Regions from separate parts of the Homo sapiens genome. Here region 1 is linked to region 2. The links are chromatin loops, found by intact Hi-C in ENCODE. Cell type or tissue: HepG2. All regions are shown on one strand.

Region 1 (5,000 bases), 56 kb before region 2:
GAGACAGAGCTTCACTCTTGTCACCCAGGCTGGAGTGCAATGGCGCGATCTCAGCTCACTGCAACCTCCGCCTCTCAGGTTCAAGCGATTCTCCTGCCTCAGCCTCCTGAGTAGCTAGGATTACAGGTGCACACCACTACGCCTGGCTAATTTTTCTGTTTTTAGTAGAGACAGGGTTTTGCCATGTTAGCCAGGCTGGTCTCCAACTCCTGACCTCAGGTGATCCACCTACCTCGGCCTCCCAAAGTGCTAGGGATTACAGGTGTGAGCCACAATGCCCAGCCAAGAGTTTTTTTTTAACTTGGTATTTTTATTTAGCTTGATGTAGATAATTTGTGGATAACACATCCATGTGAATTTACTATTAATCAATAACAAAAGTTTATTCAATAACCATGGCCCCTACAACATGCCCTTGCTAATCTCAGAAGCAAATTAAACTCAGGTCAAATGTACATTGTAACATCTTAGAATCCTAAAATCCAGGTTCTAACCCTGACTCTGCCACTTGATGAGAATTAATGCAATCTCCTTGGTCCTTAGTTTCTTCTGTCCTACCCCTATCACATTCTCAAATAAGGGGCTATGCTAAATGATTGGCCATTGGCATATTATGGTTGATCTTATACTTTTATTTCTTGTGGCAATCACACAGTCAGAATAAGCCACATGAAAAGGAAAATAAATTCATGGAAGAATCACCCATTAGGTTCTAGTCACTACTTAAGGCATCTGAATGGAACAAGAGGAGACTATGGGGGTGGGGGGATTTCCACCAGGACTGAAACCAATTAAATAAGATCTTAATGAAGAGCTCCTGATTCAGGTTTATTAGAGAAGAAATAAGGCATTAAAGCTAATGAAAATAATTTTATAAAGTTGTAGCTGAAAGGTCATATTCCCTAGAACAAGAGATAGTTAATTAGAAGGTAAACAATAGAAAAGTTATTGGGTGAGCTCAGAGGCCAACATGAAAGAATATAAAAAAGTATTCTGCTTTATAATTCTAACTGACCATTATACAGATGCAGATTCAAAATTAGGAAATAATGTAATACCAATTAGTATAAACTGGTTAGTGTTTATAAATAGTTGGTACTTTAAAAGGCCTTTTCCAAAATACCTAAAATTGAAATATAATAATATCCCAAGTAATCTGAAATTGCATATTTTGATTTAAAGTTAAACTATAAATTCCATTAGCATTAATGTTTAAAGGTAGACAATTTACAGTATTAAGCTAGATGAGACCTCTCTCGTAAAAGATTAGCAATCCCAGATTGTGTATTTTTTTCTGGGTTGCAGACTATTCCAGTTTTAACATCATACATGACATACACTCCTAAGCCAGATAGCTTTGAGAAAGCAGCTGATTATGTCTTAGAACTTTGTTCATTAAAACTATAAATTCCTATCTCAAATGCTTCTTGGAACAAACAAATATAAACAACGTGAATTCTATCGAAGCTTATTTGAATCACTTGAGGCATTATTTATGGCTGTTTTTGAAAATGTTATGTTTGTTCAGTAATATTTTATGAATAATGTTAATACAGTTTTCCACCAAGTAACATAAAGATACCTGATGAAAGATAGAGAACTTAAATTCATGTAAATGGTAATAAAATAGAAAAACCTCTGGGCTCTTTATAAAATAAACCAAACTTAAATGCATTTTCCCCAAACCAACATACACTTATAGGAAGTTATTCAAGGCATAAGACTGCATATAAAACAGGGATTCTACCTTCAACATTAAATTCAGTGAAGCACTTTATATATTGTGACTTCAAGGAAAGCTGGAAAATTTTACAGTTCAACGGGCTTTCTCCTTTACTTTTTATAGAGATTGAAAAGTTAACCTTAAGACACTAGGCCATTATTTTGGCAATAAATAAATCATTATATCATGTTATACACCTTAATATATACAATTTTTATTTGTCAATTAAAAACACATATTTTTAAAGAAATCTCTATAGCTGTTGAATAAAACGTCATGTACTTATGTTGTACAACTGACCAGAGTTTCTACCTAATTCAAAATTAACTATTATGACTGGCTTTTGAGGCAACTCTGAGAGTCACTCCCCAATCCTTTTCATCCTTTTGACTTTCAGGCCAACTACTTCCTTGGGAAACACCACCATCTCTCAGTCAGCAAAGACAGAACCAGAGAGAGAGACTCTGCAAGTTCAGGAAGAAAGGTTCCAACTACTTTTACTCTCCGTTGCATCTCCTAATGTCACCACTTCCTCAGAGCAGGGTTTAGTCACTACTACAAAACATTGCTCAGGAACTGCAGAGCCACTAGCCTGGCATGTGGTGACACATTCCCAACACAATTCTCTAACATTCTGATTTCCCTTGCAAAGATAAATTCAAGCGAACTTAGAACTCTTAAAGATCAGATTGAGATTGAATGCCATTGGCTTTCTCCCCATACCTATGCTCCTACACATCTCTTCAGCCCAGCACAGGGTTTTAAAAGCTCACTGCTTAACACAGGGCTATCTCCTCTGCTGGTTATGAGCTGCAAGGATAGAGTCCATGTCCTGTTTGTGTTGGTGTTCCTGGCCACTAGCCAAGAACCTGCAGCCCAGCCCTAGAATAGCAGTTGAATGAATGTGGCAGCCCACACACTCAAAGACACCAGAATTATCTTACCCTTTCCCAGAGAGCTTCAGGTACCTTTCTTTTCCTAAATGAGTCACTAATGTGTCTGTATAAATATGGTTTCCATATATGTCACAGAGCCCAAACATTTCATCTGACTTACTGTGGTTTACTTTTTGTGACTGCATTTTTATTATATCTTATATAAAAAGGGGGATATAACAGAAGGAAAAAACAGTAAAGCAAAAACCCATATCTAGCTTCAGAGCATTACATATCCACTGGAAGCCCTAAAGCAATGCTCCATGATCGCATGGCCTTTCCGCTGCATAACCCTGAGGTCATTTTTTGATACATAATTCTCAAAGTATGCAGTGCTGAAAGACCTTGAAGAGCTTTCTTAAATGATGTTATGGTTAAAATTTCTATGATTGCAGTCCTTGAAATCATAAAAGAATAAATACATCCTTGGAAAAGATCTCACTTCTCTTCTTCTTCATTCCTTCACAATTCAGCCCCCACCTCTCAAGGAGCTGTCTAGAGCATGGCGAGCAAGCTAATGCTTTCCCAGAGTTTATGACAGATGCCAGTTTTAGTGTTCCCCAAATGCTAACATTAATACACACAACTACTGTATAGGGTAGTCACCATTACCACCCCTATCTGAGGTATGAAGTTAGAAATGTAACAAGTGACAGAGGTAGAATTTGAACGCATCTGAGTCCAGGCTCCTGGAACCATGCTATGTTGTGATTTTCTGGGATCTTGGGCTATTTTTACAATTAGAGATGTGACCCAAGGGCAATGGATTTCCATCCTGGTGAGTTCTTCTGGGGAGAGACTGCACTTCTCCCAGTCCTGTCCCCAACTCTTCCTCCTCACAGTTACCATGTAGGAGCATGAAAACTATCCATGTTTGCCCAGTAAGGTGGCATTCTTCCAAACATTAGCTGGCCCCACCTTATAACACATAAGCGAGAAGCTCTAGGTCACTTGACCTCAGGGCACATGCAAATGTTTATCAGGCTGCCCAGTGACTTGTAGAGGCGGCATTTCCTGGAAACATCATGGTTAGACATTTCATTCAGTGAGGTGTTCAGAACATCTGAATCACTCCTGTTGCCTAGCAACTTGTTTGTGTTTGGCAGGATGAAGACAACTCAGGCACAGGTACAGTCGGATATAAGGCAGAAATCTATTCAGCACGACGTCCTCCCAACACTAGACTGCTGATTTAGTGCTTAAACTTGACAGTGTTCTTTCCCACTTTCTCACTCTTGGTAGAGGCTCCTTCAGTCATTCTCTTTAAGTCAGGAGCATTCAAAAGGCACTATGCTGTACACAGAATAAACAGGTCCTTTGTAGCTGAAATATAGGCTACTATTTTTCCTACAGAGTTTTGAAAAAAAACTTTTAAGACAAAGCTAATTACAGGGTTCTTACATATAAAAGGGAAAAGAGTTATACAGTATCATGGAAATTACTTGTCATCCTTAAAAGAATTAGTTCTTTCACATATTCGCATATCTGTCCCTTTTCTTTGATAACAAGAATTGATTAGCACAATATAAGTAGCTTCGGAATCAAGGAGGTTCACCCTCCAATACCGTCATAAATACAAATATATAGCAAAGCTGGCCTAAAGTCACCTTACTAACCTTCATCTTCAAATTTAAGTTAGCATGTGTGCCTGGGTTACTCTAGGAGCCAAAAATCTAGAACAAAACACTGTGGGCTTGCATTCCATATACATTCTCCGACAGTTACGGCTTTTCCTCTATTATTTTAGGTCTCCGCTACTTTCCCAGTCATTTCTATGCGTTAAATACTCAGAGAAAGAAAAGTGGTTTTAGAAAAGCCGCCCCCACCACCACCCCAATACTGGGATTTCTGTTGTTGTTTCTTTCGTTTTTGCTCTTCTTGTCAGAGGACATGCCTGCTATAGAAACAAGAAAATAAGATGTAAGGGTGTGCTTAAATGTTACTCCTAATCTTAGTGGGACAGTCCTGAGTTCTAGATTTATTAAATGTTTATGAACAGGAGGATACAAAAGTTGTTTAGAAAATTTTATTTTTTCTTCCTTTCATCCAATAATATTCATCCTTACCTTGGGGTTTCAGTATCCTGATATTTGTAAGAACTATTAAAAATCAAATAGATATGAATTACTTCACTTTTTTAACAACTATAAAATGGGTATATGAGTTTACTTAGCAAAGATTTTCAACTTAAACATGTTAATCCTTTATCTCCTCCAAAATATTTTTCTTTTTGAAAGGCATATTTAAGGAAAAAAATCTTTCCATATTAAAAAATTCTTGAATTCCACCAAAGTCCATAACAGATTTAAGAAAAGAGTACCCTCATTATCTAGAACTGGCTA
Region 2 (5,000 bases):
GGAGAATTGCTTGAACATGGGAGGTGGAGGTTGCAGTGGGCCGAGATCGTGCCACTGCACTCCAGCCTGGGTGACAGAGCAAGACTCTGTATCAAAAACAAAAACAAACAAAAAAAAAAAATTCAGGCAGCTGATAATAAGAAGAGGAATAGAATTTGAGCTTGTTAGAATATGGACTCTTCCTTAGTTGTCTTTTTATTTATATATCTTCAGCACCTGGATCAGTACCTGCTTTCCTTAATCTTACCTGTGGATTAGAATCACCTGGAGAGCTTTAACAATTCTTATACCTAAGCTGCACCATGAACCAATTATATTAGAATCTCTAGGTGGGGACTACTCACAGTGTGTGTGTGTTAAGCTCTACGAATGGTTCCAGTGTACAACCAGGTTGAGAACAACTGGTCTAGAACAATGGTATAAAGTAGAAACCTAATAAATTTAATTCAGTGAGGGGAGAGAATTCAGGTTAGACTACAAAGTCCATGAAGGGGAGGAGGAAACTGGGGGGTTTGGGAAAGGGATAAGGACCGAGTCTCCATGTGAACTTGAAGTGTAGATTTGAGGACATTGTTGTCAGAGAGAGAGAGAGAGAGAGAGAGAGAGAGAGAAAGAAAGAGGGAGATTTACAAGTTTATTGTTTTGGACTGGACACAGTTCCAAGTAATGATACGATTTAATCTAGTAGTGACCAAAGGTCTTTTTGGCACTAGTGACATGGAGCAAAGCTTGCTGTTGTAGTGGCAGTACAAATCTGAAGTTTGTGAAGTTACCTGTTAAGTTGCACACGGGAGGGTCAGAAGGGAGGAGAAGGGGAGGAAGACCTGCTGTTCATGGCACTCAGATTGGACATTGATCTCAACTGAATTGGCTCTGACTTTCACTTCCTTCTGTTATCTTCATGACCCCAAATCCATGTTTTTCAGCAGGTTCTTCTTGCCATCTGAGTCCGTGATCATCTTTGCTTCCCTGGGACTGGGCCTGTCTTAGTTGAAGGCTGGGAAAGCAAAGAGTAAAGCGAACAGTAAAGTAGGAAATGCTAAGTTCACCTCCTTTACTTACAATTTTGCTTGAGGTCATTCTTCCCAGGGTATCTATTGGACAAAAATAAAAACAAAACAAACCATAAATCCTCTCGTCTGCAAATCCCATATTGCTTTATGAGAAAAACAGTTAAGGTCAATGACCTTTAACATGGCATTTCTTCTTTATTTAAATAAACTAGTTATTGCTCATTAATCTTATTACAACTCATAACCTCTATATGGATTATGCCAAGTCACATTGTACTCTGATGAAGAAGTCGGTGCTTAGAGGGGGTGGGGCTCCCATGAAAGAGCTAATTTACACTCTTCCTGTCCCCCACCAGCCAAGTCATTCCCAAGGAATTTAAAAAAATTGTTTGATAGGGTATGGTCAGGTGGTGAAGACATTTGTAACTCATTATTTGATTTTTTGAAGAAGTACTTGTACTCCTCCTCCAGGTAAGGTAAAACATTAACCTTCTGGATAGAAAACTACGGTCCTAATCATCTCTGCGTCACTGCTGGTCACATGGCATATCTGGGGGCAGCTTCAGACAGCAGCATGTAAAACCCATGGTACAATGCTTAAACAACATCTGATTAAGAATTGTGGGAGATAGGCTGGGTGCGGTGGCTCACGCCTGTAATCCCAGCACTTTGGGAGGCTGAGGCGGTGGACCATGAGGTCAGGAGATCAAGACCATCCTGGCCAACATGGTGAAACTCCGTCTCTACTAAAAATACAAAAATTAGCTGGGTGTGGCAGCATGCGCCTGTAGTCCCAGCTACTCGGGAGGCTGAGGCAGGAGAATCACTTGAACCCAGGAGGCGGAGGCCTGCAGTGAGCTGAGATTGCACCACTGCACTCCAGCCTGGGCAACAGGGCAAGACTCCATCTCAAAAAAAAAAAAAAAGAATTGAGGAAAATAAAACTGTGGGAGATAATCTCTTTGTGGGAGATAATAAGCACCGAAGCCAGCAAACACGGGTGAATGCTCCTCCAGCACCTGCAGCAGTGGTATCACATTTTTGAAGTTTCAGGAGGACAAATAATACTCCTCACTACAGAGAATAGCTGAACCAAAGAAACAGTCACAGTGAACTCTGTACATATAAGAAAAAAAGGGGACATTTCAAATGAAGATGTGAAGTGCTCAGCAAAGCAGCGTGACTGATGAAGGATACTAGGTCTCCACCTGTTGTCACTACCCTGCCCAAGTGCCCCCTTCCATCTCTCAGTTAGGATCAACAGCAGCTTCTGAAGGCATCTCCAGCCTCCAGTTTTGGTCCCCTCCATTCCATTCCACTCTCTGTGGCCACCAGACTCTAAGATGCCTTCTGTGCCTTCTGGTTTTATCACTATCCTGCTTAAGCCCATTGCATAGCTTCTTGTTTCTCCTATTTCTCAGGATCAAATACAACTGCGAGTGTAGCTTAAAATGTTTATTATAACTTGATTTCTGTCTACCACTTCATTTTTTTCTTTTGCTATTCCCAGCTCCCATTCTGTGTTAAACTTCTTTTAGTTCATCTAAAATGGTGAGGCTCTCTGGCCTCCTTTTCTGGAACCTCTCTTTCCCTTCTTCTTTATCTGGCTAACTCCTTCTTATTTATCAGGACTCAATTTAGATATCCTGGTGGGTGCTCCTTTAGCACCCTGAACTTTTTCTATTATAATTACATTTCTAAGGCTGTTTAATTATCCGCTTTTCTTGCCAGACAATATCAGTTCTCATTGAGTGTTTAATATTCACCATACCTCATATTAAGCATGTTTCTTGGCATATCTCGTGATTTTCACAACAATCTTGTGAGAGAGACACTTTATTACAAATAATTAAATCAAGTCTATGTTAAGTAATTTGCCTAAACCTTAATAAGCTGCATATGGGCAGGATGGTGTCAGTCTTGCCTCATATGATCCACAGCAACAAGTGTATACCTAACTCTTGGATATTGCTAGCACTTACATTGCACTTAGAATGTGCTTGGCATATCTCAGTTCTACATCTCAATAAGATGAGGAAACTGAGGGAGCCCTCAAGATTGTACAGCTTTCTTAGCCAGGCTTCAACTAAGCAGCTGGCTTCAGAGACCATGCTCTTAACTGAGACACTGTTCTTACTTTACATGAACAGAAATGCTTAGAATTGCAGAAATATTAGGGAGGTAAATGAAATAGTCAATGAAGCAAAAAAAAAATTTGAGATACCACCATTTAATAAGGCAATTCCTTAGTCCTTGAAACTCTTTGAGATTGTCTCCCATGAAGTCTTCCACTGCAACAACAGAAAGATGGATGCAGAGTTCTGGCCAAATGAAAACATGTCTGAAAGAAGGAATCTGTTTTTATACTGGAGCATCCGAGCCTCACTGAGCAGTAATTAGTGATATAAAAATATTCGCCCAGGCACAGTGGCTCACGCCTGTAATCCCAGCACTTTGGGAGGCCGAGGCAGGTAGATCATGTGAGGTCAGAAGTTCGAGACCAACCTGGCCAACATGGTGAAGTCCCATCTCTACTAAAAATACAAAAAATTAGCCAGATGCAGTGGTGCATGCCTGTAATCCCAGCTACTTGGGAGGCTGAGGCAGGAGAATCACTTGAACCTGGGAGGCAGAGGTTACAGTGAGCAAAGATCACACCATTGCACTCCAGCCTGGGCAACAAGAGTGAAACTCTGTCTCAACAGAAAAAAAAAATCCAACCAAAACATTTCCCTCATTCTTTTGGCACTGAAATATGTACTCAAATGACATTCTCTTGAGAAAACGGGGGAGAGAAATCCAATGGGATTAAGGTGAAAAGTTGAAATCAACCAGCTATACTGAAAGAGGTCTGTTGTGGTCTGGGAAAAAAAGATTTGGAAAAATCCTTGCAGTTCCTAACAAGGCAAAAAAGTTTAGTTTGGTCTTGTCAAGTACAAATAGAACTTGGGTGGCAGAGAAAAAAGGCAAAGGAATGCTTTTATCGTTGTGTTTTTCTCCCTTCCCAAACTGGAAAATTTTATTGCTCTTTCTCTTCTGATTTCTGTATTGTTTTGGCAGTTTCTACCCCTAAATAATGGTTTTGAAAGACCATCTCAGCATTTTTCTTTTTTATAAAGTATAATACATTTGAATAATAAATAGAAAAAAAATTTCTTTTTTTAGGAGATGATGATTTGGGAGGAATGAACCCCAAGGGTTGGCTAAGAGAGTGACAGACACCCCCAATCATCAGATGATGTGTCTCTGCTGCTGTGGTAGCCCCAGTGAAGGAGACCCCAGTAATTGTCACGAATTTGATTCCAGAGCCTTATTTATCTAGGCTGCTGTCCTTTTTTTTTTTTTTTTTTTTTTTTTTTTTTGACACTGCACTATCCTGTAACTTATGTCTGGGATTATGTCATGGAGAATAGCACTGATTGGTGTTCTCAGTCCCTCAGTCAAATATATTTACCTCATTGCACTCCATGTACATCCTATCTGACTATTGATAAGGGCCATTCTCAGGGTTTTTTTTTTTTAATGTGAAAGAGAAATAAACTTCTATGTTGTTTAAGTCCCTATTATTTTGGGTTTTCTAAAACTTGCAACCAAATCTACACCTAATTATATAGTAAGAAATGCAATGACTAGCCATCAAAGCGTTTTTAAAAATTGATTGAGGTGAAATTCATGTAATATAAAATTAACCATTTAAAGGTGAACAATTCAGTGGCTTTTAGTACTTTTGCGGTATGTGCAACCACCACTTTTATCTAATTTGCAAACATGCCTTCACTCCAAATACAACTCTTACTTAGTAAGCAGTTTCTCTCCATTTCCTATTGATGATGTTTAAGCAAGGAATGATGTGATTTGATTTACATTTTCAAAAGATTACTGTTGGAAAAAAATGGATTGTGGTAAGAGTGAAAGCAGGAGATAAATGAGGAGGCAGTTGTGACAGACCAGGCAAGAGACAATGGTTGTTGAACAAACAGGATGGCT

Evidence for each region. A loop is a pair of places that touch in the nucleus more often than their neighbours do. Peaks named below come from ENCODE experiments on the same cell type or tissue, not always from the same donor. Only the 100,000 strongest peaks of a DNase experiment are listed, where the experiment ranks them.
Region 1: a loop joins it to region 2, with 2.4 times the contacts of the local background. A loop is called at or near these places in 2 of 110 quality-filtered maps.

The regions. Positions count from the first base shown.
Region 1 is chr4:107,861,567-107,866,566 of GRCh38, reverse strand. The region is part of intron 2 of SGMS2 (sphingomyelin synthase 2); the gene reads right to left. CYP2U1-AS1 (CYP2U1 and SGMS2 antisense RNA 1) reads left to right here. Exons shown (of 7, transcript NR_125929.1): 7 at 2,121-3,088. Among named protein-coding and RNA genes, the nearest start is that of SGMS2, 39 kb to the right of the region's middle. In HepG2, no CTCF peak of the experiment used is centred here; a DNase peak (open chromatin) is centred at 2,566.
Region 2 is chr4:107,805,231-107,810,230 of GRCh38, reverse strand. No RefSeq gene overlaps it. Among named protein-coding and RNA genes, the nearest start is that of SGMS2, 17 kb to the left of the region's middle. In HepG2, no CTCF peak of the experiment used is centred here; no DNase peak of the experiment used is centred here; H3K27me3 peaks cover 438 bases.